Linked DNA regions of Homo sapiens: regions 1 and 3 are each linked to region 2. Evidence: chromatin contacts called from ENCODE Hi-C data. All regions are on one chromosome and are shown on one strand. Each heading gives the region's core, a stretch centred on a gene start or an enhancer-like site at or near the end of the contact. The rest is flanking DNA. Distances are from core to core; before and after follow the strand shown. Region 1 has its middle 110 kb from the start of DCTD. Region 2 holds the start of TENM3-AS1 (TENM3 antisense RNA 1). Region 3 holds the start of WWC2-AS2 (WWC2 antisense RNA 2).

Region 1 (4,246 bases), core at 950-3,449, 660 kb before region 2:
CACACACATGCACAAACACACATGCACACACACGCACATGCACACATGCACACATGCCTGCACACACGCACATGCACACACATGCGTGCACATGCACACACCCACAGCACGTGCACACATATGCAAACACACACATACACATACGTGCACACTCACATGCATACACTCACACATGCACACACACGTTATGTACACACATCCACACACGCACACCCCCACATGCACACGTGCACACATACGCAAACACACATACACATACGTGCACACTCACATGCATACACTCACACATGTGCGCGCACATTACGTACTCACATCCACACGCACACACCCACCCACATGTGCGTGCACACACACATACACAAAGGCACACATACACGTGTGCACACTCACATGCATATACTCACACACGTGCACACACCCCACACATATGCACACGCACACACACACAGAAATGCACACATACACGCACTTGCAGGCACACACGCACATGCACACACACATGCACACATGCGTACACAGATGCGTGTGTGTGTGCACACACATGCAGCGTCTTGGCACGGGAAGTGGGGAGGGGCGGCTGGGGACCAAGGTCTGGGTTCACTGTAAAGATGGGGAAACCAAGGCGCAGAGGCCAGTGGTCATCTCCGTCTCGGCAGAGCCAGCCTGAGGGGGTCTCCCACGCTGGGCTCCTCCCGGCTTCGCTGCTTCTCCAGGGAGTTGCTAAGTGTGATTAACTGGAGCACTAATTGGCAGAGGCCGCAGAAAGAGCCTGAGTGGTGGCGAGGCGAGTCCTGTTGCCCTTTGATTTACAAGAGCCCGGGAGCCTGCCGTCCGCCGTGTAACAGGCGCGAGAGGAACCGGCAGGCAGCCGCCTCGGAAAAGGCCAGAGCCTGGCTCCGGCGCCTCTCGCAGGCAGCGCCATGGGGTGGCGGAGTGGGAGCCAGGGCGAGGGACTCAGGTCGGGAGCAGATGCATGGGGCCTCCCGATCTGGGACTGCCAGCCTGTGCTTACGACCCAAGAACTTGTGTTTAGGACCGGGTTCCCGAGCAGCCCCAGAGCCAGACAGAGTTGTCACAGCAGGCGAGGCGCTCGCTGCTGCCGGTGGAGAGCCCCTGCCTCTGGCTTCGGCAGAGGCCCAGGGCGGGAAGCAACCTGGCTGAAGGCCACAGGCGGTGGGGGCAGCATCCGCAAACCCGGGGCTCCAGACCTGGTGCAATATTTCTCCTAGTGCCACAGCCCACAGCCTCCTTGGTGATATATGTGTGTGTGTGTGTGTGTGTGTGTGTGTGTCTGTGTGTGTGTGTGTGTGTGACAGAGAGAGAGAGAGAGACAGATATCTCACTCCGGGCCTCCTGGTCATCCCGGCTCCCAGTGGGCAGGGGAGCGCTTTGCCCTCCTGGTGAGTGGGGAGGAACGAACTGGGCATGGGCACGCTGGGCTCCAGCTCAGGGAGCAGGGCCTCTCCCGTCATCCTGCCACTGCTGCCAGCGCCTGGCTGATCTATCTTGGTGTCCCGTTAGTGGCCCTTTGGGATTTCCCATGCAGCTGTGCCTGCTGCTTCCCAACCCGGCCTTTATCTAGGTGATATTTTGGCTTTCCTGAGCCATCTCCGGCCTTACTCATTTCAGCGAGAACCCGGGTAGGAAAAAGGGCCTATATATTGGCCTCCCAAAATGCCAGCGGGCTCACTCACGGCCGGTTTCTGAAGGCAGGACACCAGCAAACAGGCTGCTATATGAGATTAGCATCCATTGGCTTCTCTGGGCGACAACCCAGGGGCAAAAGGTTGAATCCCTCCCCACTTCTGCGCCGCGGTGGCTTTCGTGGCTGCCGCAGGCTTGGGTAGAGGAGGGAGACTGGATGTCACCGCTGCAGGGAGGCCAGGCCGAGGCGGCTGGGGAGCTGCGGGGAAGCGGGAGGGGGGGCGGCTTTCGCTCTTCCAGGCTGTCACTCCAGCACGTTCCGTGAGAGCCCAGCTCCCTCAGAAATAAAAATGCCACTCTGAATTTAAGTGATCCGTTCTTCCGGGACATTCTTTCCAGCGACAGGACTGTTAACATGAAAAGTAAAAGGGAAACAATATGATAGTTCAGAAATCACTGTTTTCAGGCGCTGCGGAACTCAGCCCGCGGACGATTCCCGGGAGGAAGGGCCTTATTTCGATCTGTGAGTGAGAGCAACGCGGCATGACAGTGTCTGCTCGACGTGCAGGGAAATCTTACCCGAGCCACTTTGGCAGGGCCCAGGCCTCGGTGCGGCGGTGCTGAAGCAGAAGTCTCCGCTTTAAGTGTGAAACTCGGAGGGCAGAGCAGAGGTGGGGAAGAGAGGGTCAGAGAGCCGGCCCCGCCGCGGTTGGGGTGGAGAGTGGCGAGCGGCGAGCGGCGGCGCCTTCTCTTCGGTTTCACCTCGGTTTCTGGCCCGGGAACTGCCCTTTTGGCGTGCAGGACTTTCCCTACCACAGCCGCGCGTCACTAGGGGGCGCCGGAGCCCTTCCTGAAATCGCCGCCATCCCCTGCAGGGCCCGCCCGGGGATGCAGGAGGGGGCGTCCCAGGACCCCTGCCCACGGGGCCGCCGGATGTTGGGACGGCTTTTCCATGTCCGCAGAAGCCGAGTCCCAGGAACCCCAGGGGAAGGCCAGAGGGAAGCCCCAGATGAGGGAGGACTCAGGGAAGGGTGTCGTCTTCCTCTCGCTACCTCCCGTTCTCTGCCTTGGGTCACCTCTGTGTTCTGCAGTGACCTGTCACCTGTCAATGCTCCAGACTGAAGTTAAACGCCAGGCTTGATTTTTTTTTTTTTTTTTTTTTTTTGAGCTTGGAAATCATGTCATAGCTGAATAAAGATATTTTACAATCTGCTTGTTCGTTACCTTTTGTCAATAAATTAAGAAACTGGGGATGACAGACTGGCTCTAGGTCCTTTTGAGATCCTGAGTCATCAACGTCGCCCTGGCCCACCGAGGGAGCCCTATGGCATTCCTTCCAAGCCTTAAAGGACAGAGAGGGTTAGATTCAACCTGACCCATTGCAACGAGAGAGAGCGAGAGAGAGAGAGAGAGAGAGCGAGCATCGTGGATGCAAAGATAGTTCTGGGGACGATTTTTGCAGAATTTTCTCTGGAACAGGCAGACTAGACTTTCCCTAGTGTTCGTGTGGGAGGAAGGTGTGGGATGGGGCAGTCTCCAGCCTACGGTCATTAACCACGGTGCAGAAGAACTCCAGGTTGAAGAGAGCCTGGTGAGCCTCCTCACCGACCTCCACTGAGCGCCCCATTTTCAGCCTTTCAGTCACGCCCGAGAATTTGTCATTTTAAGTCCTTGGGCATTTATGCTCCCCGCACTCTCCCCTGATAGAGTTCACTTGTGAACATTTTTAAAAATTCATTTTGACCCAGCGGACCGCTTGTAAATCCTGACAGTTGTGTGCAGCGAGCTATGCCATAGAGAAATGGCCGCTGTGGCTGGAATTCAGGAAATCTCTGCACACAGGTGGAAGAACGAGATTTCCCTGCATAATACAGGATGAATGCCTGTGGCCAGGGCTAAGCGTAGCTCACAATTCACCCTGTAAGCAGGGGGACTGTTACCAAGCCAGTCTCTTGCCCTAAAAGTGACAATTTATGCTTCTAATTTTAATTTTCCTGAGCTTAGATCCCAGAAGGATTTATTAAATTTGCTTTGAGGAACCCATTAACTCTAAACTGAATAATGATGTTACTCTAGGCTTAGAATCGGTTGATAGTAAATTCTCTATCCACGGGACTCTAGGAATCCCGTATTCCTCCACGACAGGATTCTAAGTCGGTTCATAAATGAAAAGGTTTACTCAATTTACCTAAAAGTTATTAGTAATTAACTAACATCAAGAGACCATTGCTTGCAGGGGTGGTGAACAGCAAATGAGAAGTCTGGCAAACAGAGGACATTCATTATGTGGCTTAAATGAGAAGGTAGAAAATTCAAATGGCTTATCAGTACCTGTTTGGTACTCTGGCTTAACTCTGTGGTTAAAATGGGTGATAATGAGTTATAACTCATTTTTATTTTATTTTTTCATGGGTCTAGTAGGATGTTCAAAGCCAGATGAATAACTTATGGAAAATCTAGGTAAACAGCCCAATGGTCTTTCTTTTGGAAATGATGGAGAGTCAAACTTGGCTTACCTACACAGAAGGGCGTGAGGAGCTAGAAATACTGGCAGGCAGAGGGGGCACTCAAGGCATCTGTTTTGTTTAGTGTCGGCGGATCG
Region 2 (4,459 bases), core at 1,960-4,459:
CAAACTATTATATTCTTTGCTCATATTCTCAACCTAAGTAAAAAAAAGTATGCCCTCGAAGTCCAAACGGATATCTGACTATCAAACGAAACACAGGGTAGATGAGCAATGTGTAATTCAACATGCTTAACAGGTTGCACAGCTTCCAGAAAAGGGCAGACAATTCATCACAGCTGCTGAACACACTGATTCAAATAAATATAAAACTTGGATGATATTCAACCACCATCCAGAAATCAAATTTTTACAGGGTAAAATAAAGTTTAATAAAAAGGAGGCACATGCATTTATTTAAATAACCAATATTAATAAACTAATAAACTTGGCTTTGTTGGGCTTTCATATCAGACAATGACCATGCTCTGAACTTATTCCCTAGTATCCCTATAGGTAGGATAAACTTCAGCATCTCCAAACATACATTAACAGCTATTGCAAAGACATCATTTTTTGTACACCGAGCCTAACGGTGATTCAGTATTTCTGACAGGTCACTCTACTCACAACGATAGCCACGCGCTTCTTCCTGCTATCTTCTTTGCTTGACTCTTTACAAACAGAATAATTACTCTTGGCTCCCAGAAGCAAAGCTAAGAAAGAGTAGCTTGAACTTACTAACTGGATCATTATTGTTTAGCTAGGTTTCCTTTCTGAATAAGTTTAAAAGTTTTCACTCTCTTTAGGAGCTTTTTTCTATTCAAAGATAAGCATCCTTATCTTTCTTTGTCTTCACCCTAATAAGGCAGGTTCCCTTTTCTAACCAAAAGACTGATGACACGCCTACAGAATCATAGTAAGAAAAGCCTCAATAATTTACCTAAAACATCTTTCTAGAAAATAAACACAGCCATGCAAAATAATCCCGTTTGGAGGAATAACTAGTCACAATTCCATAAATCTATCTGCTTTATTCCCAATAATCAAGTAATCCTCATTAGGGTGCATAGGTTGCTAACATAAAGCTATTGGCACAGGGGGTTCACAGAGTTTTCCAAATATATAAACGTTAGCATGGTGATTAGTACAACTACATTTTTTATAAAAACTGTGCAGTGCATGTAAAATGTGTGTTTGATTTGAACTACTTTTTCTAACTATTCTTTTCTAAGTTATTTAACATAAGATATATTTGTTTACTATTAGAAAAAAATCTTTGATTAAGAGGAATAATAAAATTCGTGTAAGAAAAAAAGAACAAGATTGTTAAGGGAAATGCAACAGGAAGAGATACAGACAATCCTGAAATACACAATAGAATAACTAAACTCATTATAAACTCCTATCTTTGAAGAATTTAGGAATAATTTGTGAATGCCATGACATTTTAAAGTGGGATTAGCAAGTCTTATTACTGAACTAACCTCTCACTCTTAGATCAAGAATTAAATATTTACTCTGCATTTAGAATTACAAATCCAAACTTTCAGGGCTCATACAAGAATTTTATATATTAAGATATACATGCTCGAAGTTTTAGATAATTAAAAGTGTATTAAGGAATGCACAAAGCAAGATTGTTGAATTTATAAAATCTTGTTTTAATTGAAATATTAAAATAGATAATTATTATTACACAGTTGCTCTTAATTCTAAAGTCAGTCTGTTCTCAATATATTAATACATAAAGACTACAAATACTTCTCCAAGTAGGCAGTGGGGAAAAAGGGATATGCGTCATTATTTTAAAGAAATTCACTAAGGGATCAAATCACCAAGTTCTGTTCAGTTACAATACCATCTTTTGGGATACTCTTCCAAGCTTTCCAGAGATGCCATATCCACCTTTTTTCTTTTGACAAGAGAAGGGAAAGGTAATGCCTCAACATATGTCTATTTCTAGTGAAAAGACCACCCAGTGGATTCTGCCAGAGTCTACCAATGTTTGACAAAATACATTGTCAGAAGATAAGAAATAGAGCATGATGAAGAGACAGTCCTGTTCTCGGGCATCCCAGCCGTCTGGGGCCCTGTAAAAAGTCTAGGACAGCTCTCAGCCTTTCATTTCCATTGCACCTCCTCACACGTACCTGGAAACTTTTCTCTACCTCCAAATTACAGTGACTTGGGGAAACACACGTGTGTGATGTATTACACGGTACAAGTACTTGTTACCCTCTCTCTACAATAAAAATTAACAAGTTACCACTCCAGCTACCTTAAAGGTGAGGCAGTAAGAATGGAATCCAAGCTGCATAGTAAGATGCTCAGCAAAGATCAATCAGACACAACCCGCCTCAACCTAAAATACGTGAAGCTCTTTGTAATCGGTTGTAAAACACGAGAGGGACTTAGAATCTCAGTTGCAGGCTCATAAATTCGTAATTTTTGAAACGCCCAGCTCAGGATATTTTGTGTGTGTTTCCAACCCCATCCAGAGTTTCCCGATCAAGTTTCAGCCGTGATCCACCACTCCCCACGCTACCCCTCGCCCCGCACTCTCCCTCCTTCACTCCTTTTCAACTTGGCTCCCTGATCGCTGCAGAAGCCTTCTGTCCCCTGCCTGCCCCGGAAAGCGGTGACATCCCGGGGCTTTCCGCTCGCTGGAAGCCCCCCAGGATCCTGTTAAGACGCCCCCGCAGAAGACGCGGGGCCTCGCCACACATCGGGGGCCGAAGAGGACCTGGCGGGCTCCCCTCCCCGCCCCCACTGGGCGCCCAGCCTCCGGACTGCCTTCCTCAGGGACCCCGGGGCTCCCCAGTACGGGGGCGCGGCGCCTGGCTCCCCGGGCGAGAGGCGCCGGCGAAGTTCCCACCTGAGCCGGCGGCCGGAGGTGGCTGGCGCGAGGGCGGGGCGGGGACGGGGAGGCCGGACCGTGGAGAGAATCCGCGCGCTGAGAAGATGTCCCCGCGTCCGCCGCCTCCCGGGGCCACGCGCCGTCCCAGCTCGCGCCCGCCAGCTCCCGGCGCCGCGGCCCGGCACTAGGACCCCATAAAGGAAGGAGGGCGCGCCGGCGGCGGCGCCGCACTTACCGCGCTCGGCTCGCCCGCGCCGCCGGCTCGCTCCCCGGCAGCAGCCGCCGCGTCCGCCCGAGCCGCGCGCACACCGCGCCGGGCCAAATTCAAAGGAGCCGGGCGCGGGGGAGGGGGGCCCCGCCGAGGGAGCGGGGAGCGGGCGCCGGCGGGGCGGGGGCGGGGAGGGGGCGCGAGTGTTACAACTTCCTTCCCTGCCCGCCCCCGGCCGCGCGGCCCGGGGACGCGGGAGGGGAGGGCGCCCGCGCGCCAATGAGTTCACTTTCTTTCTCTCCCCCGCGCTCCCCCTCTCCCCGCCCGCCGGCCCCTCCAGCCTCCTCCAAGGCGGCGGACCAGGCCGGGCCGGAGTTTTCGGGGTTCAGCCCGCGAGCGGGAGGACCGGGGAGGCGAGGGAGGAGGAAGGCGAGAAGGGCCAGGTGAGGAGGCCCGCGGGACGCCCGGCCAGGGAGCGGCATCCAGGACCGTAATTGTGCGGCGGGGGACGCGCCGGGCCGAGTGTGCCCGAGCCCGGGCGCGTACACGTGTCCGTGTGTGTGTGTGTGTGTGTGTGTGCGGGAGTGTGCGAGGGAGAGGAGGAGAGGAGAGGAGCCTACCATGCGCTTCCCCCGGTGCAGATCGCGGGAGAGCCCAATCACGGGGCGAGCTGGACCTGGCTGTGATCATTTATAATCCTTGACTCCTCCGCTCCGCCACTTGTCAAGATGACAGGTACTTTATTTCTTCTTCTTCTTTATTCAAAAAAAGAGATTCCCCGTTTACTGCCTTTTTCTGTCAAATGGGATTTGCCGGACTGAACCACGTTCGCCGCCCCTCCCTCCTTCCCTCCTCCCGGCCGCGTCGGGTTCGGGAAAGCACCGAGGCTCCCATGCTGTGACCAATCAGTGCCTTTACTACTCTCGCCGTGATTTAGGGGTCATCCGTGAATAACACTTCACGCTGATGAATGGCTCTTGCCGGCTTTCGGCTCTGATGAGGGGTCTGCCCGCCGCCGATTGAAAACACTAATGAACTTACTGCGCCATTTGAAATTCACACGCACCAACAAAATGGGGGTACGTGCGTGGGGGTCTGTCCTTTTCTGCTGCGGGTGGCGGGGAGGCGGCCCTGGGGGAGGGGGCGGGTAATTGCTTTGGACTTAAGTGGAAACACTTCTCTGTGTAATCAAACCTCTAACCTTCTTAGAAAACTACTTTTCTTGATCTTCCGTAGGGTGGGCATTTCAGGTCAGCTGAGTCACCCGAGGAGGTGGCAGTGCAAGACACTGCCGGGAAGACGGATTCCGAGGCAGAAGGGTGTAATTAAGGATTTCCACCCCCGGTAGGCGGCCCGTCCTTTGCAGAGCCTCTGAAAATGACCCGCGCCTTCCTTTCCACAGTGTTCTTTCGTCCGAGACCGAAAAGCGCAAATGACCTTTGGACAGGGAAGGGAGGCAGTAAACACTCAGACTTCCTTACCAGCCCCTGGTGGGCACTGCAGCAGAACAATTGTCT
Region 3 (4,306 bases), core at 1,329-3,828, 950 kb before region 2:
GAAGAATCCACACACTCCTATTGGCCTGTGTAACATCTCTCTTTCCATATGTTTGGTAAGTGTGTAACAAAACTGACAGGAGTTAATAGTTACTCCAAATATACGTTCCCATCAGCTCTTACTCTATTTAGTAAGATTTAGTCACTTAATTGCCCTAAAAGAAAATATAATCAAATTTAAACTGAGTATATAATGGTGACTCTGATCTCAACAGAGTATCTTTTAAAACTCTGAGATCCAGAAATATTTGTAAGTCGTCAAATTTATGTCTCTGAATATTTAAGACCTAACAGCTGCAAGGAAAATTGGAAAAATAAAAAGCTATCTTAGTCAAAACTATTTGTCCCTATCCAATGAATTGTTTATCCAGTTTCCTGAAAATAGTTCATAATAATTACTAATCCATTAAGAGTTTAAAATAAAGGACATGCTTGACTTGTGAAAAAAGTAGTGATATGGATAGCCAAGTCATATAATTTCACTCCACTTTCTATTTACTTTACCCAGACATTACATATTCTTGTAATCCTTTCCGGTAAACACAACTGAGATAATATAGTAAAGCATGTAAACCGAAGAAGAGAACCTAGAATGCCTAAATATTTCAAGAATTTATTGTTATTTCAATTACCTGAAACTCCAAGTATCAGAAAGCAGAAAGAATTACCACACAACTGTAAAAGTCAAATATTTATACAGGTGCCTTAAAAGCCGCAGTTGGGTGCACACCATCAGCACTGACATTTACTATCTGTTAAGTAGTTTCAAAGTGCAATAGCATAAGTCAAATAACTGGCTTGGAGCGTGAAGTTTATGACAACAACTAGCACGTCTGGAGACACTGGGAAGGTGTGATGCCTGTCACAATTTTCATCAGGCCAGCAACAGGCAGCCAGGCTGCGGCAAGACCGAACCTCAGCACAGGTGCCTTTTCTCATTTCAGGAGGGAAACCTAGGCCCGTAGCTTCACGGATAATTGAACAAGGATTGTTCCATAAATTTATAATGTTATTTATAACTTTCTTGTAATTGCCTTTTAGTAGCTTTCAAAAACAACATTTTTAGGGCAAAAGTAACTGAGATTATAAAGTAGTTAGGTATTTCAGCTTCAAATTGAGAAAAGGGAAAATGTTAAATAGGAGAAGCACCTAAAAAGTATATAAAGCCCAAAGGGCCACATTCAATAAAGTTATAATTTTCAGAAATGACAAAAGTCCAAATGTCGAAGTTATCCCTGGTGGCACGTTATTTAAATTTACAATTAGGAATATCTCCTTAATGGATAATTTACAAATTTATAATTAGGAATACCTCCTATTATTCTTACAATAATTCTAAGAAATTTTAAGGGTAAAAAAAATATGGGACACAGAAACATTTGTGAACCTTCAGTTCCTGAACCAATTTAAAAAACAAAAAACAAAGAAACCAGGCTAAGCTCAAATCAGAGTGCCTCAATACCCAACGTTAATTTCACTACATCTCCCTTCCAAACACAATATGCCTGTTCCCGATCTGGGAGTCGGTTCAAGTTTTCAGGTGAAGACTAACGACAGACAGCGAAACCCCCAAACGCGCGTTTTTAAACTCTGAGGGGCAAAGTCAGTCACACCCACTAGCAGGGCCCGGCGGGGGGCGGGAGCCCCTTCCCAGCTCGGGACCTCCGGCCAGTCTGGGCGCCCCCGCCAAGAGCTCGCAGCCCAGGCTCCCGCGCCAAGGACGGCCTGAGGGATGCCACAGGTGGCCCGGAGGGCTCGTTCCCCAACTGGCAGTGAGGCCCTAGCCCACCCCCGCCGCCCAGAGGCCGAAGGTGTCCTGCAGCCTCCACGTGGGCACCTCGAAGCCTAGGGAAGTTCCTAACAGGGCTCAGGTGGCCCCTCGGGTCCGTTAGCCTGGCGCGCGGCGTCGGCCCGGGGCAGCGACTCCAGCCTTGCCTCGGGGCCGGGTCCCCGGAGGGGCGTCGGGAAGCCGGTGGGCGGAGGAGCCCGGGTACGGGCGGCTCCTCGGCCCCGCCGGAGCAGCCAGCCCCACATCCCTCCCGGGACCCCTCGGGGCACCGCGGGCCGGCGCCGCCCCAGCCCCCCGCGCGGCCGGGTCTCCGGGACAACAGCCGCCGTGTCCGAACGGGCCCGCGCCCCCGCGGCCGGCGCCCACCTGTCCCGGGGGTCGATCCAGCTGGTCCTCCTGGTGTTGTGGTCAATGTAGAAGACCTTGCCGTCGTAGTCCCTGGCCTCCTCCCAGCCCCGGGGCAGCGGCAGCTGACCGCTCCCGGCCCTCCTAGGCATGGTCGGCGGCCTCGCCGGCGAGCGGCGCCTCCATAGGTACCGGGCGCGGGACGCGGCGGGAACGCGGCTGCCGGGCTAGGCTGCCAACCCGCGACGCGGGCGCCGGCGAGGGGCTGAGGGGCGCAGGGCGCGGGGCGCGGCGGAACCACGCGCGGGAGGTGCCTCAGGAAACGCTGTTCGCGGCCCCGCTGCGGATCAGTCCACCATGTCTGCGTCGGAGCCGGCGAGCGAACCCTCCTCCCCCTCGCCGCCGCTGCCTCCGCCTCTTCCTCCTCCTCCGCCCCGTCCCCCTCTGGCCGCCGAGGGTCGCGGCGCCCAGGCTGCCGGAGCCGCCGCCGTCTGGGCTCGGATCCGGGAAGCTGCGGCGCTGCCGCGGCAGCGGCGGGCCCCTCATTTGCATGCGATTAGCATGCGCCCGCCCGCCTCATCTGCATGCGCATTCCTCGCGCCGCATTCCTGAGCTTAACCCCGCCGCTGCCGGCGTCGCCGCACCAGCTCGGACGCACTGCCCCGCGGGGCCGCGGCTCCAGGTGGGAGGAAGGCGGGCGAAGGAATGTGCGGCCAGCTCCCTCCCCTTGACCCCAGATAGCTCCCCTGGGCCAAACGCCGAGAGGTTTTAGAGTTTCTGGACGGGGAAGATTGCAAAAGTCTCCGCAACCTTCTCAACCTCTTTCGTCTTCTAGGGAAACCACAAAACTTTCGAGAGGAAAGGGGTGGCGGGCGGGGAGCTCTCCTCCGGAGAAAAAACCTCAACAAGCGGAGAGGGCACAAAGGCTCCCCACGCCGCGCCCCGAGCCCCTCCGGCACCCCAAGGGCGGTCCGGGGTGGTGGGAAAGCGCCAAGCCCTGGGAGTGCGTCGGTGGGTCCGGGACGGCGGGGCCTCCGCCAGGGCTCCTGGCCCTCGATGACCTCGGCTGAGACCGCGAGCCGCGCGGCGGAAAGCGGAGGAACTCCCGTCCGGCCCTGTAGCCGCCCGCACCGCGCCCCGTCACCCGCCGCCCCTTCGCGTCCGGGCGCTCCAGCCGCGGGGCCCCGGAAGCTCCTGGTCCCTGGCCTCCCCTGCTTGGTTCGGGGCGGTTGGCCGTGGACGCGCCCCGACTCTAGTCCCTTCCGTCCAGCCGCCCGCCCCAGGATGTCCCCCCACCGCAGCCCCGCCGTGGCCAGGAGGTGTGGGCGGCCACGCCGGAGGGACCCACGGCGGCGCCGGACGCCCGCCCTTCCTAGGCCCTGGCCCGGCCGGGGTGGGCCGGGACGTTCCCTGTTGCATAGGCATTTATTTATTCAGCAGCTACTACGTACGTGCTGGCCCGCACTGCCGAGGGACCGGACGCCTGCCCCAGGCGGGACAATGCCGGGTGCAGCGCTGGCGGGGCCTGGACGCCAAGCTTCAGGGTCCCCAGCCCCTCAGTCAGAGGGGGCGCCTCCCAGGCCCTGGACTCCTCTCCAGCCGGGTCTACACCACCGTCCCCCGTCATCTTCTTCTGGGTTACTGAGCAGCTTCTTTTAAAATAGCAACACCGAGGAAGGCCCCGAAGCCCAGTCTTGCACCTCGTGGTGTGAAGTCGTTTAATCCTGCCCGCTAATGCGTAAGGACTTTCCACCGTGTGCAGGACTCCGCGCTGGGCAGGGGCTCTCGCAGGGTTTGAACCGACCTCCGCCTCCCCTGCGGGTTCACAGGCCTGCGAGGAAGTCGCGTGAAGGAGATTCGCTACTGTGTGAGGCTGGCCTGCGCGGCGTGGGCAGTAGCTGTCCGGGGCTGGGGACAGCTTTCGGCTCCCCAGGCCATCCCGTCGGGGCATCTGCGGCCAATCTCGAAGGTGGAGAGGCTCAGGGTTGGAACAGACTTCACGGAAGGGGTCCTAGAAGAGGAAAGGGGTCGTGTTTGCCCTTAGAGCAGTCTGGGCGTGAAGCGGAAACTTTAAACCACCAGAAACTCTGGAGAGCTTGGAGCACCTGGGAAGGAGCAACCAGAGTGGGCCGGAGGTAGGGAAGGAAGGCACCCACGGCGAATTTGCCCGCTT

The links. A loop is a pair of places that touch in the nucleus more often than their neighbours do. Pooled maps may share reads with other maps.
Region 1: a map of MCF 10A shows a loop between it and region 2 (21-fold over the local background). The contact joins the enhancer-like site here to the promoter of TENM3-AS1 in region 2. A Hi-C loop is called at or near these places in 8 of 168 maps with a recorded cell type or tissue (A673, IMR-90, MCF 10A and 5 more), 7 of 37 single-sample maps with no recorded cell type and 11 of 50 pooled maps.
Region 3: a pooled map shows a loop between it and region 2 (10-fold over the local background). The contact joins the promoter of WWC2-AS2 here to the promoter of TENM3-AS1 in region 2. A Hi-C loop is called at or near these places in 2 of 37 single-sample maps with no recorded cell type and 5 of 50 pooled maps.

Annotation. Positions count from the first base shown.
Region 1 is chr4:182,804,763-182,809,008 of GRCh38, reverse strand. No RefSeq gene overlaps it. Among named protein-coding and RNA genes, the nearest start is that of DCTD, 110 kb to the left of the region's middle. RefSeq lists enhancers at 1-309, 438-1,376 and silencers at 2,456-2,505, 2,526-2,615. Within about 2 kb of position 2,199, at least 5 of the 41 ENCODE cell types and tissues checked have a DNase peak (open chromatin) inside an H3K27ac peak, as active enhancers do.
Region 2 is chr4:182,143,265-182,147,723 of GRCh38, reverse strand. TENM3-AS1 (TENM3 antisense RNA 1) reads left to right here and starts at 3,209. Exons shown (of 5, transcript NR_125905.1): 1 at 3,209-3,385; 2 at 3,584-3,677; 3 at 3,880-4,021; 4 at 4,179-4,286. It also overlaps a transcript of TENM3 not described here. RefSeq lists an enhancer at 1,964-2,952.
Region 3 is chr4:183,097,471-183,101,776 of GRCh38, reverse strand. WWC2-AS2 (WWC2 antisense RNA 2) reads left to right here and starts at 2,578. Exons shown (of 1, transcript NR_024008.1): 1 at 2,578-4,306. WWC2 (WW and C2 domain containing 2) reads right to left here and starts at 2,520. Exons shown (of 23, transcript NM_024949.6): 1 at 2,155-2,520. The coding sequence starts at 2,285. RefSeq lists a silencer at 3,467-3,761 and an enhancer at 3,467-3,761.